3 separate regions of the Homo sapiens genome follow, and regions 1 and 3 are each linked to region 2. A link is a contact called in ENCODE Hi-C data. All regions are on one chromosome and are shown on one strand. Each heading gives the region's core, a stretch centred on a gene start or an enhancer-like site at or near the end of the contact. The rest is flanking DNA. Distances are from core to core; before and after follow the strand shown.

Evidence for each region. Hi-C counts contacts between places; a loop is a spot of excess contacts on that map. Pooled maps may share reads with other maps.
Region 1: a map of CD14-positive monocyte shows a loop between it and region 2 (10-fold over the local background). The contact joins the promoter of RNASEH1-DT here to the promoter of ACP1 in region 2. A Hi-C loop is called at or near these places in 1 of 168 maps with a recorded cell type or tissue (CD14-positive monocyte), 1 of 37 single-sample maps with no recorded cell type and 10 of 50 pooled maps.
Region 3: a map of CD14-positive monocyte shows a loop between it and region 2 (13-fold over the local background). The contact joins the promoter of EIPR1 here to the promoter of ACP1 in region 2. A Hi-C loop is called at or near these places in 3 of 168 maps with a recorded cell type or tissue (CD14-positive monocyte, CD4-positive, alpha-beta T cell and naive thymus-derived CD4-positive, alpha-beta T cell), 3 of 37 single-sample maps with no recorded cell type and 13 of 50 pooled maps.

Annotation. Positions count from the first base shown.
Region 1 is chr2:3,556,961-3,559,660 of GRCh38, forward strand. It overlaps RNASEH1-DT (RNASEH1 divergent transcript), which reads left to right and starts at 1,426. Exons shown (of 3, transcript NR_038429.1): 1 at 1,426-2,038; 2 at 2,488-2,700. RNASEH1 (ribonuclease H1) reads right to left here and starts at 1,373. Exons shown (of 8, transcript NM_002936.6): 1 at 1,173-1,373. The coding sequence starts at 1,300. RefSeq lists silencers at 1,035-1,134, 1,505-1,824 and an enhancer at 1,225-1,474.
Region 2 is chr2:263,548-266,247 of GRCh38, forward strand. ACP1 (acid phosphatase 1) reads left to right here and starts at 1,400. Exons shown (of 6, transcript NM_004300.4): 1 at 1,400-1,460. The coding sequence starts at 1,418. SH3YL1 (SH3 and SYLF domain containing 1) reads right to left here and starts at 485. Exons shown (of 10, transcript NM_015677.4): 1 at 437-485. The coding sequence starts at 437. RefSeq lists silencers at 381-960, 1,031-1,110 and an enhancer at 1,461-1,510.
Region 3 is chr2:3,376,526-3,379,225 of GRCh38, forward strand. EIPR1 (EARP complex and GARP complex interacting protein 1) reads right to left here and starts at 1,293. Exons shown (of 9, transcript NM_003310.5): 1 at 1,123-1,293. The coding sequence starts at 1,164. RefSeq lists enhancers at 797-1,076, 1,097-1,276, 1,297-1,346, 1,618-2,134, 2,135-2,651 and a silencer at 1,517-1,576.

The DNA.
Region 1 (2,700 bases), core at 176-2,675, 3.3 Mb after region 2:
TATTGAGATTCTTAAGGTTGGAAATACAGTTGTCCCTTGGTATCTGAGGGAGACTGATTCCAGGAAGTCCTCCACCCCATCACAGATACCAACATCAGAGGATGCTTAAGTCCTTTGCATAAAATGGTGTATTTGCAAATAACCCACACACATCTTCTTGCATGCTTTAAATCATCTCTAGTTTATAATACCTAATACAATCTATATAGTTGTATTGTCTTTTTATGCGTATTTTAAAACTGTATTCTATTTTAATTTTTTCCAAATATTTTTGATCTATGGTTAGCTGAAACTGAGGATGCAAACTGGATATAGAGGACCAATTTTTGCGTGAAAAGGGCAGAGTCGCACCTTATAGTTTTATCCTGCACGTCAGACTCTACACCTGTGTTCTACTGTATGCCAGCCAGCCAGCACACCAGCACCATAAGGCTTTCGTCAAACTCAAAGCATAACAAAATACTGCGGTCTTTGAAAAAAATATTAACCATTTCTTTACAACAAAAAGGTCAACTTCTGAGATGCTTCTTCCTCAATACTGTAGCTGCCGTGCATGGGGAAACACAGGTAACGAACTTTGGTATCTTGTAGTGGGAAGAGTTCTGGTGGTACAGTCAGAACAGCTGGGCTCAAGTCCTTTCTCTGTCAGTTACATGCCCTGGGAACTTCCTGACCCCAAGAACTATACCTGAAAGTGAGAATAATCCCTCTCACCTCCAAGGGTTGTTACAAGGATCCAACTGCAAATACTGGCTTATTAGAATTTGCCTTTTTTAAAAGGGAAGATTAGGTACTGAGTTCCAATCCCAATTTAGCTGGTACGGAAAGTCTTCTGGTAACGGGGGTTCGTTCTGATTACGTGTCACTTTTTGTTGCACTTTAACTGCAACAAAGATGGAGGATTAAACACAGGGTTTATTAGGCCACCCCTAACCTTTACGCGACGTTTCTGATATTTCAAACAAGTCTTCGGTGCGTTCCAGTCCCAGGCCATGAGCCTCCTGGAACCCCGCCGGCCGAGCAGGAAAACGAGGCGGTCCCCCGACCACCCACAGCCACAGCGCGCGGCACAGACTCGGACCGCCAGGCTCCCGCCGCCGGGGTTAGCCGGGCTCCGGCCTCCCTCGACCCCGATGCCGGCAGGGAGGCGCCTCGGCGGGCGGGCCACTCACCAGGTCAGAAAGACCCCGGTCTTGCGGCCCCTCCTCACGGCATAGAACATCCCGAACCCGCGAGAGCCGCGGCGGCAGGGCAAGGCGGCCAAGGCGACTCTGTGGGCCAGGAACAGAAGCCAGCTCATCGCTCACTCCCGGCACCGGGAAGCATTTCGACTCCCGGCCCAGCGTGGGCGCGAGCCGCCGGCGCTCAACACCGCACTTCCGTCACCGGCGCGGGAAGATGACGCACGTCTGGGCGGAGTCCTGATGAGGGCCGGGGCCTAGGGAGGGGCGGTGTCGTAGGGCGGAGCCCGGAGCTCGGCCCCTGACGAGCCCGAACTCGTCAACTTCCTGTCGGTACTTGAAGAAGCGGAGCCAGGGCTGAGATCCCGAAGGCGGGCGAGGTCTGGGATGGGGCGGGGCCTATGGGAGCGGGGCTGAAGCCCTGGGCCCGGCAGAGGAAGGTCGAGATGGACCATGTTGGGCCCCTTCTCTCCCCGCCCCCAGGCCGCAGTTCGGGGGCCACGCCCCGGCGTGCTCGGGTCACCGCGGGAAGCCCTTGAACCCCCTGGCGCCCGGCACCCACGTGCGGTAACCGCGGCTCCTCGAGAGCTCCAGGGATGCGGATCTACAGTAAGGGCTGTGGCCAGATGAATGAATGCACATTTTTTAGTGGGCAGAAAGATGTTAGAATTCATGAATTAGAATAAGCACAAAGGAGGGCGAGAGGGGAGGCCGTGGAAGCCGCATTCCTCCCCTTGCCTTGGGCGCCCACCCCCGAAGGGGCGCGTCCCCTCCCTGCTCCACTGCACGTGGGTGTTTAACCAGGGGATATCCAGTGCCTCAAGCACCACGACCCGGGAGAAAACTGAGTTGAGAAGGTAACTTTTAGAATTCTCCCCATTTGACCTTTTGCTCTGTAAGCAAATCAAGTAATTTTAAAAGTGTTCATGGGTTGGAGGGGCGTGGTGGCTTACGCCTGTAATCTCAGCACTTTGGGAGGCCAAGGCGGGTGGATCACCAGGTCAGGAGATCGAGACCATCCTGGCCAATATGATGAAACCCTGTCTCTACTAAAAATACAAAAATTAGCCGGGCGTGGTCGCCTGCGCCTGTAATCCCAGCTACTCAGGAGGCTGAAGCAGGAGAGGCGCTCGAACTCGAGAGGTGGAGGTTGCATCTGGGCGACAGAGCGTGATTCCGTCTCAAAAAAAAAAAAAAAGTCTCCATTGGCAAACATTGTTATTCGAATTATTTTTAAACCACTTTTCTTTAATTTTCTTAAGGTCTTCTAACAAGCCTTTTGCACACCTGCCATGTATTTTGTCAGGCCTTGGGGATGAAGGTGAGAAATTCGAGAATCCCCGGAGATAACACATCAGCAAATAGTGCGCAGGCAGAACAAGCTGTTGGAGGTGAGAGACACAGAGCAGAGAAGCACCCGCACCTGGAGAGTCAGGAGGGCCTCACATCAGAACGCCTGAGCAAATACAGTTTTGAAGGATACTAATTTTTTAAAAAGTTCATTCACATGAGTTAGACA
Region 2 (2,700 bases), core at 150-2,649:
GCTGGCAAACTCGAACCTCGCCGGCGCCCTAGCCAAGGCCTCCTCCCCGCGCCTGCCGCGGGTTCCACGCACATTCCAAGCGCGCGCATTCGACCCAAACTTCAGAGACGCTTCTGTGGAACGGAAGGATGGTCGCTGACACCTCGCCGTTCAAATATCAGGAAGTTAAAAATAACACGACCATCGTCATCATTCCAAACTTCGGAATAGCTTTTCTAAAAATGGAAAAGACGGTGGCTAAACTTCAATCAAAATCGCTGTGGTCAAGAAAGTCCTGGAAGCTGCTCTATCTTAACTTTGGGCGGTTTGCGGTTAACAGACGCGCGACCTAGAAACCCCAGAGGCATCGCCGGTTTTCCCGTCCTCCTCCTCCCACCACCGCCCAGCTCTTGAGAGGGGAGGGTGCTGCCGGACAGGTGGGTCCCCGGGTACTCACTGCTGCCCGCCCGGCCGCGGCGCCCCGTCCCGAGGCTGCCCAGGAAGAGGAAGGCGCGCTGCCCCGCCCCGCGGACAAGGAGGCCCCAGCGAGGGCGTACCTGCGGCAGGTGACGAAGGAGGCGGCGCAAAACACCCGCCGTGTACGTTTCGCGGGACAAAAACCACGCGCCCGCCGGGCCGCGCTCAGGCCTTCGCCCTCAGGGACTTCGGAACCGCCCCGTCCTCAAGATCGAAAAGCCCAGAGCCCCGCGGCGGCTCCAAGCACGGTGTTGGGGGTGGGGGTCTCAGGGAGCGCCCAGGCCCAAGGCCGCCCTGGTCCGGCGTGGACCCCGCGGGGCTCAAGGCAGGTTCCCCGCGTGACCCGCCCAGCCCCTCTATGCGAACTCGAACGACAGGCACCACAGCCCGCCACGTGCGCGAGACTCGCGCTGTGCCCCAACCCAGGTGGGCGGCCCGCGGAGCCGCGAGGCCTGAGCCCGCCCTGCAGGTGACCCGCGGCCCTTCCTCCTCCAGGTACCCCTCTCCTGCGGCCCCGTCCCCTATAGGTAACCTTTACCTCCCGCGGCTCCTTCCCCTCCAAGCGACCCGCAGCCCCGCCCCCTCCAGGTGACTCCCCCCCGCCAACCCCCGCCACCACACACACACACCCCCTCGCCTTCCGCGGCCCTACTCCCTCCAGGTGACCCCACCCCCGCAGCTCCTCCTCCTCCGGACAACCTGCAGCCCCGCCCCTGCAGGTGAACGGCGGCCCAGTCCCTGCAGGTGACCCGCGGACCCTCCCCGCCCGTCCTACTACCGTCATAGGACCGCCTCCGCAGGCGCACTGGAGCCGATTGCGCAGGCGTGGCTCTCACACGCGCTGCCCTGTTGGCGTTGGTGCGGGACTGCGCAGGCGCGCGGGGCAAGAGGGTGGCAGTGCGCCTGCGCCGCGTCGGCGTGCGGAACGCCGCGGTGTCTCGGCGCCTCTGCGCGCGGGAAGATGGCGGAACAGGCTACCAAGTCCGTGCTGTTTGTGTGTCTGGGTAAGAGGGCGCCGACTTACTCATGTTCTGACGTCCTCTGGAGAGTTGGATCGGGCTTGTGCGCTGTAGGTTGTGCCGCCGGCCTAGGAACCATGAGGGGGAGGAGGCCAGGGACTGGGAGGCCTAGGGTGTTCTAGGAGTGTGCCGCAGCGCCCCTGTTCCCCATCCGCCCCGTGCACCCGCCCAGCCTGCCCGCTAAACCTGGGTCCCCTCGCGCCTGCCATATATCCGGGGCTCTTGGCATCTGCAGCCACAGCCCCTACAAGCCAAGGTACTTTCTTTGCGACTACTAGAATCCCTCTCGTTCCCCTCCAATGGGCCCAGGTAGGCCTGGAGGTTGTCGGACTGATGTGGTCTCTTAGGGGCCTCCTGAGTCCTATGACAACATTGTTTTGTTTGCTAGTTTCCTTAGCCCATGCTTAGATAGGGATCTGAGTTAAAGGGAGATGAAGTTTTACGGTTTCGGGTTTCTTGATTGTAAAAGCCAAGCAAAGGAGACCTGGAGGTCCCTATATAACTTTGGCCCATGAAAAATGAAAGTGTATTTTATTAATGGCTTTTCAGGAACTTTCCAGCTTAAATTATTTTCACTCCTAGAATTTCAACACTTAGCTTGCCTTACTTCAAACATAATTTATTTTCCGTTTGGTCTTCAGGGATCTTCCTTTGGTGTAGCACTACAAGGTTATATTCCTCGGTGCCTCCACCCTGAGAGGAAGGCCTAAATTGTCAGTAGTCCGGTTACTTAAAACCTTCTGTGAGTTTGCATTTCCTGCAGTTTCTGTTTATTTTTACAGACTCCTCACTTTATCTCCTGTACCTTTTCCTGCTCACACCCTCGGGACACTGCCTTCCAGAACCTTTCGTTGTTCGGTAGCACTTCACATGCTTACTGAGCCTTCATCGCTGGGTGCCCATTATGCATTTTGCCTGGAAAGCCTTTTTATTTTATAAAGTCAAACCTAAATATTTCCTCCTTTGCTTTCCCAGATCATGAGTTGCTTCCTTATCGACATCTTTTATTACACAAATTTTACTATAATTTGTGTAATATAGTAAAAGATGTAATACAGAAAAGGTGTGATTCCTTATCGACATCTTTTATTACACAAATTTTACTATAATTATTTGATAGTCTGTTGAAATCCCAGCTGAGTTTAATTTTGTCGATGGCAATAACTGTGGCTTATTTTTCATTTTGTTTTCAGCTTTAGGACAATATATGATAAACGCTGACTAG
Region 3 (2,700 bases), core at 43-2,542, 3.1 Mb after region 2:
ACTAAAAATACAAAAATTAGTCGGGCGTGGTGGCGGGTGCCTGTAATCCCAGCTACTTGGGAGGTTGAGGCAGGAGAATCACTTAAACCCGGGAGGCGGAGGTTGCAGTGAGCCGAGGTCACGCCACTGCACTCTAGCCTGGGCAACGGAGCAAGACTCCATCTCAAAAAAAAAAAAAAAAAGCAGACATCATTTATATCTTTAACACATACTGCTGCACAAAATTATGTATCAAGTATTTCATATGGCAGTGAACTGTGTTTCTATCTCTCTATCTGTCCCTCAGTGCTTTAGGCATAACACATTCTCAAAAGCTACTTGAATAGATGAAAACCAGGACAGGGCTCTAACAGGCCCTACACAATCCTCATCTTCCTCCCCCGCTCATCTCATCCCCTACCTCATTCCCCCTGACGCATTTACTCTATCCACGGCAGCTTTCTTGCTGTCCTGAACTACCATGTGCATTGCTTATGCTCTGGGGGCTCATTCGGTTCATAGTCATTTGTTGAACACCTACTATGTGACAGTCATGAAAAGGCACTGGAAAATACAAGGTAAAAAACTAGTGTGAAAACAGTTGAATCCGAAGACAGTCTGTGGTTTACTGAATATTAGTGTACCAATGTTAATTTCTAAGCTGTGATAAATGTACGATGGTTATGTAAAGTGTTAACATTAAGGGAAGCTGGGTGGAGGGTAAAGAAGAACTTTCTATGTATTTTTACAACTCTTCTAAATACTTTAAATTGTTTCAAAATCAAACATTTTTATTTTAAACAACATACAGTTCCTACCTTCAGGAACTCAAATTCTAGAGGAAAAGGTGGGCGTGTAAATAAATGAGTCCACCAAAGTGAGTGATAACTTCCAGGTCAGAAGTCATGTTCGGGACAGGATGTGAAGGGGAAGGAGGCAGGCCGGCTGTGGCCAACCCTGTTATCCAGTACAACCGTTTAACCTCCTAAAGCCTCAGTTTACTTCTCTGCAAAATGGGAACTAGGGAACAGACACGGGTCCTTGCAGGGCTGGTGGGAGATCTGCAAACCGAAGTCACCATGGGACCGCGCATGCTATCAACAGCCAGGCCGAGCAGCACCTGCCGCCCTCCCAGTGACCCACCTGGAACTCCAGCCCGTAGATCACTGGTGCATCGTCCTCCATGCTGCGGGGAAGCGACCCGACCCCGGCCACTCACACGCTAAGGACCTCGCTACGGCCGGCGCGTCCCCACCTCGCGGGCGTGTTCCCAGCGCCCATTCATTCCCTCCCCGCAGCAAACGACTCCAAACTGGAAGTCTTTCTGGCCCAGAACAGCTTCCGTAGTGGCCACTTCCTATTTTTCGGATGTGTCATCAATCTGTTCCTCACCAGCGACCAATGGCAGCGGCGCTGGCTTGTGCGCATGGCCACTTGGGCTCACATCCGGGCTCTCAGCGCGGGGACTCCTGGAGGTGAGAACCCGGCCCAGAGGAAATAAGTTGGTGGGCGGAGCGGGCCGCGGAGGCCGGCTGTGGGTGGAGGCCGGCTCCGAGCGCAGGCCGTCGGGAGCAAGCGGCGATTAGCCTTAGCTAGCCATCGCATCTAAGAATCGCTCACGCCGTAGTTGGGCGCCGCCATGTATTGTCATTTGTATGTACTTGGCGTTCCTGAGCGCTGGGCCAGCGCTTCACACGCACTGCCATAAGGAGCTTCATCCAACCCTATGAATAAGCTGTTACACTTCCATTTTACCGATGAGACGCTGCAAAGTTGAGTAACACAGTCGCAGCGCTCATTGGTCCATTGGGTAGCCAGGATGGGCACCTGAGCTGACTCCCTTAGGTTCGGCCCAAGGTGCCCTAAGTCAGGGCCATGCCTAATGCATTTCTGCAGGTGCCCAGCACTGTGTGGCAAAGAAAGCACTACCAAGGATGGGGTTATGAAAGCCGGCACCGCACCACTGGTGGTCCTGGACTGCATATGCCTCCGAATGGGAGTCGGAAGGGAAGGCCCTGGGGTTCCTAGAGGTCTCCAAAGACTAAAGACTTGTGGTGGAGAGACTGCCCCTCTTTCGCATCCTGCTCAAAGTGCCTGCCCTGGCCTTGGGCCAGCAGAAATGGCATCGCAAGGACTCCAAAATACATCATAGCTGAACCACGCCGCTAGCCTGGTTCCACCGGGGCTTCCAGGACCACGCACCTTTCCTCCATTTCTGTGATTAGCTTTCCCCTCTACCCTTTATTGATCTCCGTGACGGAAATGGTTGGGTCTCGTTTTGCTCAGTTGGGCAAGGCGCGTGGTATTGAGTTAAGGCTGGATGAGTATCTGTTGAGTGTATGAAATTTTAGAGATTACATGAGAAATCAAATGAGCAGGCCGGGCGCGGTGGCTCACGCTTGTAACCCCAGCATTTTGGGAGGCTGAGGAGGGTGGATCACAAGGTCAGTTCGAGACCTGCCTGGCCAACACAGTGAAACCCCGTCTCTACTAAAAATACGAAACTTAGCCCAGCGTGGTGGCACGCGCCTGTAATCCCAGCTACTCGGGAGGCTGAGGCAGGAGAATCGCTTGAACCCGGGAGGCGGAGGTTGCAGTGAACCGAGATCGCGCCACTGCACTCCAGCCTGGGCGACAGAGCCAGAGTCGGTCAAAAAAAAAGAAAAGAAAAGAAAGAAATCAAGTAAGCAAAAACAAGAAAGAAAGAAATCAAGTAAGCAA